Regions from separate parts of the Homo sapiens genome. Here region 1 is linked to region 2. Evidence: chromatin loops called from intact Hi-C (ENCODE). Cell type or tissue: HCT116. All regions are shown on one strand. Each heading gives the region's core, and the rest is flanking DNA. Links, peaks and the distances in the headings are about the cores only. Region 1 overlaps TENM3 (teneurin transmembrane protein 3). Region 2 has its middle 8.5 kb from the start of DCTD.

The links. Hi-C counts contacts between places; a loop is a spot of excess contacts. Peaks named below come from ENCODE experiments on the same cell type or tissue, not always from the same donor. Only the 100,000 strongest peaks of a DNase experiment are listed, where the experiment ranks them.
Region 1: it touches region 2 in a loop (2.9-fold over the local background); 5 of 110 quality-filtered maps call a loop at or near these places.

What each region holds. Positions count from the first base shown.
Region 1 is chr4:182,645,991-182,655,274 of GRCh38, forward strand. TENM3 (teneurin transmembrane protein 3) reads left to right here. Exons shown (of 28, transcript NM_001080477.4): 6 at 7,781-7,903. Among named protein-coding and RNA genes, the nearest start is that of DCTD, 270 kb to the right of the region's middle. In HCT116, for the core only: a CTCF peak has its summit at 4,305; no DNase peak of the experiment used is centred there; H3K27me3 peaks cover 1,352 bases.
Region 2 is chr4:182,921,268-182,930,551 of GRCh38, forward strand. No RefSeq gene overlaps it. Among named protein-coding and RNA genes, the nearest start is that of DCTD, 8.5 kb to the left of the region's middle. RefSeq lists a silencer at 4,096-4,298. In HCT116, for the core only: CTCF peaks have their summits at 4,182 and 7,000 (motif pointing right); a DNase peak (open chromatin) is centred at 4,224.

The DNA of each region.
Region 1 (9,284 bases), core at 450-8,449, 280 kb before region 2:
ATTTTTGCTTAAGCTACATGTGCAGGGTGGTTCTTGTCAAGGGGTTTCTGCTCACTCAAGGCCCTAGACTTAACAGAAACAGTACTCAGCACATTTGCATGATTACTGCATGGGAATGCAACACATTACATATTGGTTCTTAAATCTTCCTCACAGAGGTAAGACATACTACTTTTGCCCACATTTCTTTATCTGAAGCAAAGTTATAAGGCTTCAGAAGAGCAGGGAAGAGTAACTCCAATATATGTCCAGGAGAACTTAGTTATTTGTGAATAGCCTGTAAGACTTCCACAAAATGATTTAAGGAGAACAACTGGGAACCAGCAGAGAACTGGGAAGAGAACCAGGAGAATTATGAAAGGAAAATAAAGTATTGATGATGTGTGGCTAATAATGCCCAGTACTCTTGAGATGTAAACAGGATGAATATTGGCACGAGGCTACTGGATGTGGCAATTTAAGAGATACCAGCTGGGGATGGCGACTCACTCCTGTAATCCCAGCACTTTGGGAGGCCGAGGCGGGTGGATTGCTTGAGGTCAGGAGTTCAAGACCAGCCTGACCAACATCATGAAACCCCGTCTCTACTAAAAATAGAAAAATTAGCTGGATGTGGTGGCGGGTGCCTGTAACCCCAGCTACTCAGGAGACTGAGGCATGAGAATAGCTTGAACCCAGGAGGTGGAGGCTGCAGTGAGCCGGGATTGCGCCACTGCATTCCAGCCTGGGTGACAGAGCAAGACTTCATCTCAAACATACATACATACATAAAAATAAAAAAATTTAAAAAGAGATACCCATAACCATTGTGAGAAAGATTTTAGTACAGTAATGAGGAACATCAGTTAAAGTGAGGAGAAAAGAAGTGTGTGCTGAGGAAGTATGTATTGTGGTCTCTTCTTTTGAGATACCTGGTAGTAAAGGGAAGGAGAGAAATTAAGCAAAAATTTGAAAGATATCAGAATTAAGAAACCCTTGAAAATCCTGATTCTGTAAGTAAGCATGACATTTATACCCCAAACATTGCTTTTTCATCTCTTCTAAACCATTTGTAAACATGCTTAAGTTGAAGGAGCAAACACAGAGACCTTCAGTGTACAGTCAGATACAGTAAGATGCTGGTCACTTCATACCGTCTGGGTTAAGTTTCCGACTTTGTGTCACAGTCCCATTTCTTCATCTTAACAACAACGATTTTCTGCAGGGTGACAAGTTATAATAGTTTTTGTTTTTAATTCTGGTAAGAAACACACAACATAAAATTTATCGTCTTACACATTTTTAAGTGTATAGCTCAGTAGGATTAGCATTGTTGTGCAACAGATTTACAAAATGTTTTTATAGTATGAAACTAAAATTCTGTACCTATCAAACAACAACTCTCCATTTCTCCATCCTCCCAAACCCTGGTCATCACCATTCTACTTTAAGATTCTATGACTTTGACTACTTCAGATAGTCCATGCAAGTGGAATTATACGGTATTTGTATTTTTATAACTGACTGACTTCATTTAACGTGAAGTCCTCAAGGTTTGCATGTCGCATTCTATAGCATGTGACAATATTTCCTTTTTAAGGCAGAATACTCTTCCATTGTGTGTATATACCACAGTTTCTTTATCCATTCATCCATTGATGGGCATTTGGGTTGCTTCCACCTCTTGACTATTGTGAATAGTGCTGGTAAGAACATGAGTGTGTAAGTATCTCTTCAAGACCTTAATTTCAGTTCTTTCGGGTATGTAGCCTGAAGTGGGATTGCTGGATCATATGGTATTTCTATATTTAATTTTTTTGTGGAATCACCATATTGTTTTCCCTAGTGTTTGCAACAAAATGTTGCAATCCTAGCCAACAGCACACAAGGGTTTCCATTTCTTTACATTTGTGCCAAGACAAATCATAATGTTTTTAAACAAAAATCAATTTGGGAGGGCCATGAGCTGACAGTCATCACCACAATACATGAATTTGTTTAATCGTATTGCTTTCCTCCTTAAAGTTTGCACTTCCTGAGATTTGCACTGAGGAAAGTCTTTCCTCACTCTTTCCTTTTCCTCCCACCTGGTGGAGTCATGTGCCCTTCTTCTGTACTGTCTTCACTCTGCATCTGCATTTATTTGTTACCTCTTCGGGCTGGAGCACAGACCATCACAGTTGACTCACCTGCAACATCATGAAAGGAAAGGCTGCTAGCCTTATGGAGGAAACCACTTTTAGCGAAGATTTAGGGAGGGTAAAAAAATGTATGTTATTTTTAGCTATGCTGGGTGTTAGATGGATTACTTTTAAGTTGTTTTTTTTTTTTTGAAACAGAGTCTCATTTTGTCACCCAGGCTGGAGTGCAGTGGCATGATCTTGGCTCACTGCAACCTCCGCCTCCCAGGTTCAAGCGATTCTCCTGCCTCAGCCTCCCAAATAACTGGGATTACAGGCGCCTGCCACTACACTTGATTAATTTTTGTTTTAGTAGAGACTGGGTTTTGCCATGTTGGTCAGGCTGGTCTCAAACTCCTGACCTCAAGTGATCCGCCCACCTCAGCCTCACAAAATGCTAGGTAGGATTACAGAGGTGAGCCACTGCGCCCTGCCTAAGTAATTTTTATTTAAGTATAATATACATTTAGAAAAGTATATGGATCGCAATAAGTGAACACACCATTGGAACCACCTCCCAGATAGAATGTGAGCAGCACTCCAGAAACCTCTAGGGACTATGCCAGCCACTACCTGTTCCTTCCTTCCTAGAGGTCATCACCATGGTGACTTTCATTCTTCTCAGTTGATTTTACCTGCCTTTGAACTTTATATACATGAACTTATACAGTATTCCCTTTTTTGTGTGTGACTGCTTTCTTTTGCCCAACATTAGGCTTGTGAGATTCATCTATATTGTTGTGTCTGCCAGCAGTTCATTCCCTAATGCTGCTGTGTAGAAGTCCATTGTATATCTGCACTATAATTTGTTTTTCCATTCTACTGCTGGCAGATGTCCAGTTTGGGGTTGTTTCCAGTTTGGGGCTATTACAAATAATGCTTCTGTGAATATTGTTGTTTATGCCTTTTGTTACTATGTGGATACATATTTCTATGGGGTATACAAACAGACTTTTGTAGATGCACTGGGGACTTCACCACCATTTCTGAGATTTTTAATATGAGAAAATACATCCCAATTCCAGACAACCAACTTAAAAATTGTCTTGCAAAATACTCCCATTTATAGTTGGTAAAAATCTTGTATTTACTAGTTTTAACATTTGGACAACTTCTTATTATATTTACCTCATGGGGCAAATATAATCATTCTTTCTACAAAAAAAGAAGATAATGGACTTCAAGGTTTTTTAAATTGTGAAAAACACACTGATAAATATATATCTCAGATAGGCAGTATTGCTGTCATCTACAAATTTCATTCTGCCTTGGATAACATTTTGGATATGAATCCAGGCACTTTCACTATTATATTCACCTAGAAATACATGGAAGTGACATAAAACTAAGAAGCATAATACTAGAAATAAAAATTTTTCATGATTAAATCTACATGATTATTTCTGTAACCTTAAAGTTCACAACTATAATGCTTACTTTTGTACTTTTGTAACTTTTAAGTTGTTGTTTTTTAAGAATCTTGGAGTTAAACAAAATAGCCTGTTCTTAATTTCATTACTATCATCATCATATTACTGTAAAACTTTAGTTTTAGACAGAATAGTGGGAAAGTGCTGCGTAGAATGGTGCCCAGGACACACAGATGTCACCTAGTGATATCCTCGGCCCCAGCCCCCAAGTACTGCCCCAGCCTGCAGTGTCTTTGGATGTAGTAGAGAAGTGTTATCGTAGCCTGTGGCCCCCACACAAGCTGTGTTTCACTTCCTTCTCTATGGATTTTCACATCCCACTACCCTCTGGTAGAATACAGAGGTATGTGGTGATACATCTTTTGTCATCAGAAGGTCGGGGTTTGAGGTTAACATCCATTGCAAACTGCATGCAAACTCTCAAACAACCTTAAACTCTCAACTAATCTCCACTTTCTTGGATTTAAAACGAAAAAAAATAAGTCATAATAACCATTCAACAGAACCTTTGTGAAGATTAGAGATAATACCAATGAAGTACTAGTACAGTTCCTGACACACAGTGTTTGTTCAATGACTGGTTTGAAATGCATATTGCATCATGATGTTCTACCACCAGCACAAGGACCATGTCTGTGGCCGGGGATGCCTGGTATCACTCCTGGCTTGTACGTCTTCACCTGAGACCCAGGGCAGTGAGGGACTCAGAAGAGCACAGCGCCCCCAGCTTCTTCTTGCCACTGTCTGCACACCCTACACTGGGACATGCCTAAACCAAGGATCCTTTGTGCCATCCATGAATAGTGGCAGCAAATGCTTTTCCATGAGTTCAGTTCTGCTTTCCAACTCAGGCATTGAAGAACTGGACTTACCCTTCTTTATTTTCAGATGTATTTTATTTGGCGAATTTTCCCTTTTTTTCTGCCAGATACCCCATTTAGTTTTATTACACCACTGCTCAGTAATTTCTGTAGCATTCTTGACTTTCATGAGTTTGCTGCCTGCCTCTCTCCTTTCTCTCCTTCTTCTCGTCTCTCTCTCTCCTCTCTCTAACTTTGGAGAGTCAGCCCCACTACCACCCTGCATTCGTATGAATATCTTAAATTATGCATAATGAGAGTCAAGGGCATCACTAAATACGAAACACCAACAATTTCAAAGTAGATAATATCCTAAGACCAAACAACTCATTGGTTTCTGTTTTCAATGCAGTATTAAAGAGATAATATTTCTGGATATGAGTCTCATTATATAGCATCTTCAGTAGAACCAGCATCTCACTTTATTGAGATTTTCTGTAATAAAAAAAAATATATATATATATATATATATATATATATATATAAAACAAAGCTGTTGCCTATCTGGCAAAAAATAAAATAGCTCTCCCAACATAAACATTACATTACTTTCTAACATATGACATCTGCGCATGATCCCATGGATTATGTCTACTCTTCAAAATCCATTAAAACCGATAATGTGAGCAAATCTATCAGGCAAGAAGACTTTTTATGTTAAAAGATCACAATGATGACAAATTATTTTGTGTGGAAACTTTGACCCTCTTGGAATATTTATTGCTGCTATGCCAGAGTGTGTCTGTCAAACATTTTACTCTATGCAAAACTAAGCTCCCATTATTTTGTTCAAAACTCGTGAAGCATCTGAAACCCTGAAAAATGTATGATGTGATAAGTGTTTAGCAAGTCAAACACTATGCAATTTAATGCAGAATGACACATGAAGTTATACCTTTTTACATGATGACAACTTGTAAATTGAAGAATCCTATAACCTATATCTTAATCCGTGAAAATCAGAGTTTAGGCCGGGCGCAGTGGCTCAAGCCTGTAATCCTAGCACTTTGGGAGGCCGAGGCATGCGGATTGCCTGAGTTCAGGAGTTCGAGAACAGCCTGGGCAGAACGGTGAAACCCCGTCTGTAATAAAAAAAAAATACAAAAAATTAGCTGGGCGTGGCGGCGTGCGCCTGTAGTCCCAGCTACTCGGGAGGCTGAAGCACGAAAATTGCTTGAACCCGGGAGACAGAGGTTGCAGTGAGCCGAGATCGTGCCACTGCACTCCATCCTGGGTGACAGAGCGAGACTCCGTCTCAGAAAAAAAAAAGAAAATCAGAGTTTAAGAGGAATTGCTGGCCAAGGACAACTTTAGCAGGGAGTGTGACTATATACATTTATTTAAAATATACAGGGTAGATGTCGCTATCTACCTATTTTTGGTATCTTTCTTACTATAGCATGCTTTTATATCAGGTATTATTAACAAAAGAATGTGGACTGTTAATAGAATATCCTAAAACTACCAAATTTTTAAAGTTTAGTTAATTACATATAGTAGTAGTAGACTTTCAGTCAACTGCTTTTCAGACAGCATTATAGTAAAGCAGTCATTCATCCGTTACTAACATGTTCTCCTCTCTTAGCCTTACGCATTTGTTTTCTATGTATTAACTTTTTCTCTAAATTACTATATTTTATCCACACAGTGTTTTCTTAGATTTTTAAAATCTCAGAAAATAGAATATTCCTAACTTTAATTCATTTATTTGACAGATACTTATTGAGACCTACTAGGTATCAGGCACTGTATCCTTATACAAAGTTATATGTCTTATAAATGAGATACGAAAGTCAACTAAAATAGTCTTAGGAAAAACACTTCACCCAGTCAGGGTATGAGGGATGCACAGGTATTTTCCTGTCAGGGAGAAGCATTGCAGACAGAAGGGACTGTTTATTGAGGGGTGCCGTGGTCTAGTCAGGTGACTCCAAATAGTTCGGTAACCTGGAGTCCAGACTAAATAAAATACCTCAGCAGTAAGAACTGTCCAGCTTTGTGCCAGCTCTCCTTCATATGCCCTGTCTAGAATCTTCTGGCCTACACCTTCTCACCTGAGCTTAAATTAAATAAGGTGGTTGTAACAAACCTCCTTTTAAAAATAAACCTAATTTCTAACAATATCACGTAATTTATCCAAGGCTAAATTCTAGACTGAAGATTGAACCAAAGTCTGACTGCATCCAAAGCCCCTGCTCCATGTACTGTAGCAGGTCAGTGCCGTTACTTTATGTATTGGATCTGAAGGGCTTTTTGACAGTGGTAGTCATCACACTGCCTTCTTATTCTTCCTCCATTGCGCTGGTAAATTCCAGTACATACAGTAAGTAAAATAATGTCTAAAAATATCAAAAAAAAGTTCTCTTTCATGATATGGTAATATGACCATCACTGGGTTTCCCTAAAAATATTTAACCTTCCTTAGGGGTTAGTTCCTAAACTATATTCTGTGCAGCACAAATGAATGTTTAGTATATTAGGTGAGTATGACAGCGACACATTTTTCTAAATAGCATTGATAAATTAAGAAAAATAATACACAGGGTATTCACATTTCAAATTATGTCTGGAATTTAAAACTTATGTTTATAGTTGTATAGTCTTCTAGTTATTTTTTAAATTTTTTAAAATAAAGCAAATTAGTAAACATAATCATAAATTTTAATAAATGTATTAAATATAAATTTATGAAATTATTTTACCCACATCAGAAACTCACATGAAATTACCTGACACATGTACATGCTTTTTAATCTGTACCATTATTAAATTGTTTGTCGTCAATTCAAAAATTACTCATCCCAAATTTAGAATATTCAAATTTGATTATATTTTGTACAGCTGAATTTCATGTACCAACAAATTCATCTGTGAGACAAGTTTTTGGGTTTACCTTAACGCAAAGGTAGAGGATCATGTCTCTTAAGAATCTACAGGTGTTGCAGCAAAGTAGCATAAATTTGCAAGTGACCTGTGGTCTAGTAAGTGGCAAATGCTGTTATAGGGTGTTCTACCAGTTACTTAAAAGATGGTGAAAAATGGAACTCAATTAGAGCAAATAATGATTGATTCCTAAGAGTTTCCTGGTACCAATGAAGTGAATAGTATTAAATCACTATTGAAGTGCCACCATATTGCCCTGCATTGCTATGTAAATTATATTTGTTTGAGGAACTCTTTGTTTTATAATTTTCATTGCGCAGTTATCCTTGGTATTTCAGAAAATGGAAATTGTAACTTTACATATGACTCTTGTTTTAAACATGCTTAGCAATTGCCGTTGTAGCTGAAGGCAGCAGATCTTTAAACAACTTGTGTTCTTTACCCCCAGCAATGCATCTCTTTGGCCTCAACTGGCAGCTACAGCAGACTGAAAATGACACATTTGAGAATGGAAAAGTGAATTCTGATACCATGCCAACAAACACTGTGTCATTACCTTCTGGAGACAATGGTAAGCGAAAGAATTATGTATCCTGTGTTTCTCTTTTAACATCCCTTTTCCATAAATTTATTTTTACCCATGCTTACATCTAGTTTAGATGGAACAGGGAAAAGTGTTCGAAATTACAGATATCATCTTTTTATAAGTTTTTTTCAATTAATTTACTTGAAAGGTTGAAAATTCACATTTTTATTACAGGAATAATATGATTTTCTGCCTTCTGATTTGATGGCTAGGCTTTTCTGCCTTTCCCTTCTGCAGATGTATATTGAGTTTTATTTTTAGTCTGCAAATAGATTATAATTCAGTGTATCATCTCTTGTATTACCTTGGGTTTATTAGGTTTTCTTCATTCAACTTGCGTGTGGAGTTGGAACACTGTATTAATTTTATTATAAAAGCATTTAAATGCAAAGCACATTAAAGGATTATAGTTTATTGACCTTTTCTCTGGTTGCCCTTTCTCTAAACCTTTAAGAATTTGCACTTTGAGCTAACAAAGATTTTGAAATCAATTGGCTCTGAATTAAAAATGGAATTTAAGTAGTTAGAGAATTCCATTTTTTCAATATAAACACTTAGAAAAGCGTATACATACATATGTACACTTACGTTACAAATAGTTTTATATTATTTCTGTGTGTGTGTGTGTGTACATGTCTTGGCCTTGGTATCCTCTGACTTTTTGCAAAATATCATAATACTTTATATCTCAGAGCATCCTGATGAAGACGCCTTTTTCTGTCATCTGGTTAATAAATTATTTCCCTTTAAGCATTCCCCTAACTCGTCTTCCTCTTTGTTTCTTGTCTAGTATATTGGTGTTCAGCTTTGGCATTAATATGTCTATCCTCATGTGGCTGGTTTCTTTGCAAGACTGGAAAGAAATTATTCTACATTTAATGAACTTATTATATGTTGCTGTGTCACATGTACCCATTTACTGGGATGAATACTTTGTACACTTTTTTATTCTTTTTTTTCCTAATGATAATACTTTATGACATTCTCTTTCTCCTTAGGGAGGTTGAGGAATTTTACGACATTCGATTTTTATAATAATAGTGAATCCCCCGCCATATGGAACCTTTTTATATAAAGTTCTGCATGTTCCAGAAGAACTGTAAGCTGGTGACTGACATGTCACCCACCTAAAGTAGACAGTGGCAGTCACTGTAGAGGGGGTTAAAGAGGGTTGAAACTATAGATTGGGAAATTTTAATTACATAAATTTCAATTACCTTTTTTATACATTAATAACATATATAAACAAAATGAGTAACTATACAGAAATTAAGAATATTTATTTTGGTTTGTATTGACTGAAATTTAGACTGTCTCTTAAAATGCATGGTTCCTGTGAAGATGATCGAATGGTACTTATTAACCA
Region 2 (9,284 bases), core at 789-8,788:
GAAAATCATTGTTCTATGCCAAATTGTTTGGAGCATCTAACTCATAGAGAGAAGTCTTTGTCTGTGAACTCTGGTTCTACTTCCCTATCCGCCTCCTTTTTCTCCTTGCAATTCATAGACCTGGAGAGACATTTGATAAGTGAGACATTGGGGCTGGTGGGTCAGGGAAACAAGAGTGAACAGTATCATTTTAAGGAGGCATGGATCTCAGTCCTAGGATTTGGGGCTTGGCCTGAAAATGACCATCTCTCGTACAGCAGAGCTGAAGGCGGAGGGGAAGGCTGTCTCCTCTTTCCTGGTGTGATGCCTCTCCCCATGACTTCTTTGCTTCTACAGAGCTGAACTTGTAGCCTCTTTCATACACAACTGGTTGAAGTGGATGGAAATTACATGTCTTATTGCTTCTTAAAAGAAAAAAAAACATATTAAATCTAAAAGAAATGGGCAATTTTCTCGTACCACTTTCTATTTCTGTGTAAGTTACCAAGTGCCAATCATTCTTACTTTTTAAAATTCACATTTGTCAAGCAGCATGTAAGCTTTCAGTGTTGTACAAGAAAAGATAATGCTTCATGTGGAACAGTCACTTACGCTATTCTGTGAAAGTGCCTAACCTGAAGAGAATGTATCAGATTGTTGGCTTTATAGAAATGTTAATGATTTCATTAAATTACACCCTCTACGCTGGGGTCACCAAGGAACCTCCTAAAGGGTAATCAACAAGGTATTACGGTTCTGGATATAGAATTCTTTATTGACATCAGAGTCACCACTCATTTTGCAGTGTGTATTTTAACTGGTGTAGCAAGGTGAATGCCTAAGAACCATTGTAAATGAAAGTCCCTGTGAAATTGTAGTTGGGAGCTAATGGCCATCATAACCTGCCTGACGTGTTGCGCCTTCCCTCAGCTAACTGGAAAGCTCACTGGGTGTGAACCTCTGAAAGGAGAAGGCGCGAATCAAATTAACATTTTAGTATTGTGGCACACCATGTATGTGTATATTGAAGATAACACCTGTGATCCTACCACAACAACAATCTGTTGTTAATGCCATGAGGGAAAAAGTCATCTTCCACAGTCAGGAGCAAACAAAATAAGGGAGGAACCCTATCCTATGTGAATGACTGTTGACACTGTTCACAGTAAGCAATTCAAAGCTTTGATTCAAGAGCTGACAGAGAGCAACAAGGCAGTACCGAGGCCAGAGTTCTCCAAAGGCCCCATTTCTGATGAACCTCTGTCTGCTGCAGTGTTTGATAGACAACTTGAAGTGATACAAGGTAGGGAGCTCTCAGCCATGAAGCATGATCCTAGTAATGCTATCTTCAAATTAGCCCTGGATTGAGTTAAATATCAACCAAAGGGAGTGGAACGGCCCTCATGAAATCATCCCTAAGAGAATGAGAGAGATCTAATAGTGTGGTGGTTACAGTAACCACTAACCTGCAAGAAAAATCGATATCTACACTGTGTTAGAATCACACCAAGGGCTCCTGGAGCCGAGCCATTTCAGTGAAGAATAAACCAGGATTCATTAGAGTAGAAAGTCAGAATGTGGTAGGAGGTCAAACATAAATACACCCCGGGCTGTTTCGTCTGCAAACCCAAGAAGATGGTCTTCTTTCAGGATCCGAGCATTTTTTAAAAGCATGGAATTTACAGAGCTGGGAAGTGACCTTAGCAATCATTGAGTCCAGCCCCTTCTTTTTACAGATGAGGAAATAGTGGCCCAGAAAGATGACTTGGCTCGCTCCCATTCACACGGCTGCTCTGGTGAGATTTCCTCATGCCACACTGCTCATGTCCAGCTTTGCAGTCCATGAATCAAAACACAACTGTTTATTGAGCCTCTCTGTGGAAGGCACTCTGCCAAGCTTTCGAGGGGCGTAAAGAAAGCCGCATCAGTCTTCTCCCTCTCTTTGCCGGAGAGAAGATCAAACTACATAATAGGTTACCCAAGATTCAGTGGTTAAGTGGCGATGTAAGACAACAATAAAAGAGAGCTGTCCCAAAGCAGAATATGATTGTGTGTGTGTGTGTGTGTGTGTGTGTGTGTGTGTGTCTTCTACCTAAAAAAGCCCCTTCTTCCCACCTAGGAAGTAGGTTATAAAGGCAGGGGTTTTCCTGTTCCCTTTATTATTACTTCCACTTAGCACAATATTCAGTTGTGTTTATACCCCAGTTTCTGTTTTGGAAGGAGTGCGAGATACACTCGCTGCAAGGAATGGGAGCCTGCATATGGAGCGAGAGCTCAGGCAGAATTACTAGCATCGCAGCCTTAAGTATGAGAGGTTGCCCTAACCGGAGCCTTGCACTAGCTAGGGAGAAGACTCCATCTGTATTGGTTTCTGGAACAAAGCCCAGACAAGGCAGAGTCAGTGCCATTTCTTTGCATTCACTAAATATTAAATGTTCATATGTCCTTAACAAAATTGTAGCCCCCAAGAACCATGGAATTTCAGTCAAAGAAACATGCATACATGCACATGTAGATAATCTTTCTGCTTTGTACTATTCGACCCGTGTTGAAATCCCAGGGATAACATTGCCTTTCAGATAAAGTTTGACCATCATATTACCCACACACAAAAAAGCATCACATGAAATAAAGAAACAGGAGCATGTGGTACACCCTCCAGGACTGGAGAAGAAGGTGGCTTGGTCTGGGTTAGAGACTGATAGCTAAAAACTAAGTCTGGCTGCTGAAAACTAGCCATATCTACTCAATAATGCACATGTCCCCATGGAAACTCCTTATCTTGCCTTCCACTCCGTTAAGTTTTCATATTCATGGCTCCCTGTGAAACCTAGAGAAGTATATTTCTTGAAAGTCTTGGTTAGTAGCCTGTTCACTTCCTTGCTATTCTCATGGCAAAGTACCAACGACGTGTGTCGGCAAAGAGCGAGATAGTGAGTTTACATTTTAGAGTGTAATTTCCTTATGAAGCCATCCGTTTTGTTTGTAACAGTCTGACCGTTCTAACCAGCTTCTAGGAGCCAGGCGCCAGGACAGAGGAAAAGAACTTCATTTTATTAAAATGGTGGCAAATTCGATTAGCGATTTCAGTGGCACATTAAGCAGGTTATTATTAGACAGAACTGACATTTCACATGCAGGCATATTCTTTACTTGAAAGTCAAGTGTCATTCAAAAGAGGGAGAAATTATTTAGGATTTTTGAAAACCTCAAAGAAATCCCCTGAAAACCTCTCCTTATAAATGCCTCCACCTGTTGAGGAGTCAGGGCTAGAACTGATGACTTTGATTTCTCCTTGATGCAAACAATGATACCAGAATGGAATGGCTCTGGGGAGTGCTCATAAGCAGTGGTCAGGAAAGTGGATTCTCCTTCTACATCCGTAGCTGGACCCCAGTGCTGACGGGCCTCGCCGAAGGGCGGTGTGATTCATTCACAGGGCACACCACAGAGAACTGCCCCTTCCTCCATCCAAACAGAATCATCCTCCTGCTGTATATACAGATATTGCAGCAGTCACTGAGATACTTGAAGAGTTTTTCACTGCGTCTGCCTTTGGAGGTACACATTTGGCTCGGCAGAAGCTAAACATTTTTAAGAGCACAGTAAGAAATAGGCCAGAAAACATGAAAGCTTTATAGCTTTTTAGAAAACTTGATGGTCTTGCTGGTACAGCTCCCTATGATATGGTTCAGTTGTAATAGCAATGGAAAGTGTATCAGTGCAAGCTGCTGATGAAACATCAGAAAATGTAGCCAAGGGTCTTTTAAACACATTCAAGAACTGTTCTTTTGAACTGTGCCTCTTAGCCTTGGAAAACCTCTTCAAGATTTTAAACAGGGCCCCTGGATGAACTATAGAGTGAGAACCTGAAATTATCTTGTGCACTGGAATCAATATCAAGCAATATTTTCTCTTTGAGAGAAATTCAATCTGACAGAAGGGAGTAGGAGCAATAAGGAAACTGGGACCCTGGCTGAAATGCTTGCCTGAGAAACACGCGGCAAAGCAGTACAAATTAGGTGATGTCACTAAAGTCAGAAAACCATAGTGACAGAATAAAATGTTATCTGAGCTTCAGAATACTTCATTATCACTACCACAGGTCACTAAGCTTCACAAAATGCATCCATCAGCCTTGATAGCCATTTGGAGGCCGCCGCTGGTAGCTAGATGGCGCAGCAGCGGAACACAGCCCCTCCACCTCAGGAGACCAGGGTGCAGCAGAGGCCTGGGCGCACAGAGCAAAGTTTGTTAGTCTCAAAGTGCTCTCTAGTGGCCATATGAACATAAAATTATCTGAAGCAGGGAGTCACTTGGGGAGAGGATTTAGAATTAAAGGGCTGTTGCCGAGCCTGTAATCCCAGCTATTCCAGAGGCCGAAGAGAGAGGATTGCTTGAGCCCAGGAGTTCGAGACCAGCCTGGGCAACACAGCGAGACCCTACCTCTAAAAAGTTCAATTTTTTTTTTAAAGATTAATTTTGGAAAGCAAGGTAGAGTCGCTTTCCACTGCAATCTACATCTCCTGGATCTGGGGGAACAGTTTATGAGCAACTTGCCTTTCCCAACTATTGTGCTGCTACCCATAAAACACTTATAAATTATTAAACTCAGCTGTGTGATTTCTAGACTGGATATTAGAGGTTTCTCAAATTCATGGGGAAGCATTTAGGTTTAAATTCATCCTTGCAGATTTCTAGGAGTTTCATTCATGAAGGGTATTTCTGAGTAGACGGTGAGGTACATTTATCCTGTCCATCTGTGTGACATGCAGAAGCTCTGTGCTGTGATCCAAAGCCACCTTGGCTGTAAATGTAACTGTTTAGGGAATGTGATAAGAGCCAGCTGCTAAGCTTGGTGGGAGGAAATCATTTCTGAAGCACCCACATATTCCAGGTACAGTCTCTTATTTTATCACTAGTATTCATTCAATCCTCACAAAAACCTTCTGGTGTAGGAATCATTATCTCTCTTTTTTTTCTTTTGGCCCCCAGATAAGGCAGGGGTTTACAAACTTTACATGTAAAGGACCAGAGAGTAACGATTTTAGGCTTCGAGGGTCACACGGTCTCTGCGTCTCTGCAGTGTGTGTGCATCTACTCAATTCTGCTGTTGTAAAGAGCTGTCAAGGACATCAACAAATGAGAGTGGCTATAGCCAACCAAACTTTATTTATGGACTCTGAAATGTGAATTTCGTCTAATTTTCACATGCCTCAAAATATTGTTCTTTTCTTGGTTTCATTTCAACCATTTAACAATGTAAAAACCATCCTTCCCTCAAGGGCCATGCAAACATGGGCAGGGAGGCCGTGCAAACACAGTGGCCTGTGCCAGCCAAGGCAACAGTTAGTTGTCAAGTTTGCCGAGTCCTGTGATGAGGAACCAGAATCCCAGTTTGCAAGTCAGTACGTGGTGGCCTCAGTAGTCCAAACAGCTGACTGTGGCCCAGGTTGAACTGGGAGTCATCGGTGGACATCAGCCCTCCTCCTGCTATCCACCCTATGGTAATGCTTTTTTTTTTTTTTTTTTAGAAAAAGAAAATTTAATGTGTACTTCTCTAGGAAGAGCCAAGCAAAGACAAAGAAAGACAGAAAACAGCACTGTGGGAAACCAATCTGGCACTAAGGAATATGTACAGTGGTGCCAGGAAGACTACTATTTAGGACTTTATAAAGACTTCTGAATCAGATGGAAGGCACAGGTCCCAAATTCACAGGGCTTCCTATCATTTAGGAAATCCATTAGAAATTCATGGAAACACAAATTTAAAAGCTTGCAGGCATATATCCAATCACATTCAGCAATAGGGAAATACATATAATAAGAATTGCTTCTAGGACCGGGTCTCCAATCCCCAGCTAATTTTTTGTATTTTTTTAAGTACAGACAGGGTTTCACATGTTGCCCAGGCTAGTCTTGAACTCCTAGGCTCCCGCGATCCACACACCTTGGCCTCCCAAAGTGCTGGGACCACAGGCATGAGCCACCACACCCGCCTTATTTCTCTAGAATTTAGAACAATTTCTACAATGAGCTCTTAGGCTATTTAGCAAAAGAAACACAGACTTGTTCAGGAGGATGGAGCCCTCACTAATGGGGTTCATTGCCGAGATCGTGCCACTGCATTCCAGCCTGGGTGACAGAGCAAGGCTCCGTCTACAAAAAAAAAAGAACTTTTCTTTTTCATTGAGAGAATGGGAAAGGTAAGTTATAGCAAAGAAAGAGCATATTATGGAAATGATAAAAGACATCTTCAGTATATATAAAGAATTCCTACAAATCAATAAGAAACAGTCCTACAGAAAAGTTTGCAAGATACTTGACAAACTTGACTTTACAAAAGAGGGCACAAAATGGCTGATAAACGTGTTTGAAATGTGCTCAGAGTCATTGGTCATCAGGAAAAGAAAATTAAAACTACAATGATATATCACTATCCTTATCAGATTGGCTAGAATGCCTAGAATTTAAGACTGAAGACATCAAGAGCTGATGTGAATGAGTAGGAGCTGACAAGTCTACTACACTCCTAGTGGGAGTACACATTGGCAGAATCTCTTTGGACAACTGGCCTGATCTAGTGAAGTTTAATATATGCATCCTCTGCGACCCATCCTCCATTTCTAGACATAGGCCCACAGAAACGTGCACACATGCGCACCAAGAAACGTCTTTCTATTATTGTTCATCATAGTCAAGAAACTGAGACAACCCAAATGTTCATCAACAATAAAGTGATAAATTATGGTGTATTAATACAACAGAATACTATTTAGCAATAAAAATAAGTGAACTTCTGGTACATGTCACATGGATGAATCTCACAAAGATCATACTGAGCTAGGGACACTGTGCCAGGTATTTAACTGTTGTCTTCCTGCTTCAAGCCCATCCTTTTATTCTCTGCTTGGCAATGCTGAGACTAGGACTCTGCAAAGCACATTTCTGCTTTTCTAGCTGTCTCTCTGCTAGGTTCTACCAATAGGGGGCACCAGAGGGAGGCCTCAAGGCTGTGAGGAAGACGTGACTGGCTCCTTCCTGGAGCATGGGTTGTTTTCCGTTTTTCCTCCATCACACACACAAAGAAAGCATCATTGCATCCCCTTGGAGGTCTGGGCTCTGACTCCGCAGCATCCCTCCTCTTGCTGTTCTCAATTTTAATAGTTCCAGCTTCTTTCCTTTGTCTCCCCAGTCCTAGAGGTGGTAATTGCACCCTGACATTGCTACCTACATACCTCAGTGTCTCTTTCTCTCTGTTCTGTAATACCCAGTTAGGAATTCATTATATTAAATTATCTCTGTTAAAATAACTGGTGTGGCTTCTAGAACCTGTTGCCACCAAATACAAAATAATAGCGTATGACTCAATTTATTAAAAATTTAAAAAATGGGTAAAACAAGGGGCACTTCTAGAGAGAATGGAGGGAATCTCCATCGGGAAGTGAGTGAGGTGGTGGCGGTGGGTGTGCTGTGTTCTGTTTGTTGACGTGGGTGATGATTACCCACGTGTATTTTCTTGTGACAATTCATTGCACTATTTGTTTATGCTGTGCATTTGCCCTTGTGTGGTTTTTACTTAAATTAATAATAATTTCTTAAATTCCTCAAACTTCCGCCGGGCACAGTGGCTCATGTCTCTAATCCCAGCACTTTGGGAGGCTGAAGTGGGCGGATCACCGGAGGTCAGGAGTTTGAGACCAGCCTGGCCAACATGGTGAAACCCTGTCTCTACTAAAAATACAAAAATTAGCCAGGCTAGGTGGTGCGTGCCTGTAGTCCCAGCTACTCGGGAGGCTGAGGCACGAGAATCACTTGAACCCGTGAAGCAGAGGTTGCAGTGAGCCGAGATCACCCACTGCACTTCAGCCTGGGCAACAGAGCAAGACTCCGTCTCAAAAAAAAAAACAAAAAACCAAAAACTTCTTTATATGTAAGAAGAGATGTTCCTGACATGAAAAAATAGCACCCTTTACAGCACTTTTTCTCCTAGTGTGGACAACTGGCGGGATTACCCAAGGTTGTCATTTAAAATACAGATGACAAGTTTCCATCTTCAGAGGTTTCAAGTCAGTAGGTCTGGGATGAGGCCTGGGAATCTGAAGCTTTCTCAATCTCTCCAGGAGCTTTTTACATAAGCCAAAGCTTGAGGCTCACTGATAGTGACTGAACTGAGCTTCTTTCTTTCAGAGCTGATTCATCCATTATCCACAGTAACTCCTGCCTACCCTGATGACACCAAGCACGGCCTCCGCATTCCTGCAGACTAGGAATTTCTCATGTATTTATTCTAATAAAGTTCCAGTGTAGAGAATCATCTCATGGAGTTGAAATACTGGAATTTCACTCATCATCGGCATCTCTTCCTGGAGCAAAGGCTAGAAGAAGCCTCAAGAGCTTTAGGTGTAAGATTGACCTAGGTGATAGCTCTTAGCATTTGAGGGACCTTTTGAGAATCTGCTGGTAGCTCTGGAGTGTCCCTGGAACTATGCACACACATGCAGTTGGCACATGATTTTGGAGGGTCACATGTCACCCATCCATAAACAACATCCTAGGAATTTAGAAACTCACAGTTAGGGACCTCTGCTGTGGGGACTCAAAGCCCATTCTTGGTGTAACTGTTTTCGGCAGAAGCCAGTAAGAACTGGAGGTTTCTGGGAAAGCATGGTGTGCTCCAACTACTGTACCTGCTGATCTCTGTCGGTTCCCTTAGAAAGAGGAGAAGCTGCAAAGGGAAGTCACAAGAGTCACATTCTAGTTCTACTCCTAACAACGATGGGAACTTGTTTCTGCTTCTTCATATCTGCGCCATTTTCTCCTCTTAGGAAATGGCATTAATGCTTTTCCTGCTTTCTTTCTCTTTCTTTTTTCTTTTTTTTTTTAGACGCAGTCTTGCTCAGTCGCCCAGGCTGGAGTACAGTGACACAATCTTGGCTCACTGCAACCTCCGCCTCCCGAGTTCAAGCGATTCTCCTGCCTCAGCCTCTCGAGTAGCTGGGATTACAGGTGTGTGCCACCAAACCCAGCTAATTTGTATAGTTTTAGTAGAGACAGTTTTTCGCCATGTTGGCCAGGCTGGTCTTGAACTCCCGACCTTAGGTGATCCACCTGCCTCTGCCTCCCAAAGTGCTGAGATTACAGGTCTGAACCACCACGCCCAGCCTTGCACTGCTTTCTTCACAGGGCTGTAGAGAGGCTCAGAGAAGAGGTGAAAGGCCTGTACACTGAGAAGCATATGCATGTTTATTGGGCACCCACTGCATAGCCTGGTTCAGGCCTTGCATGGATTACGGGGCCAAACA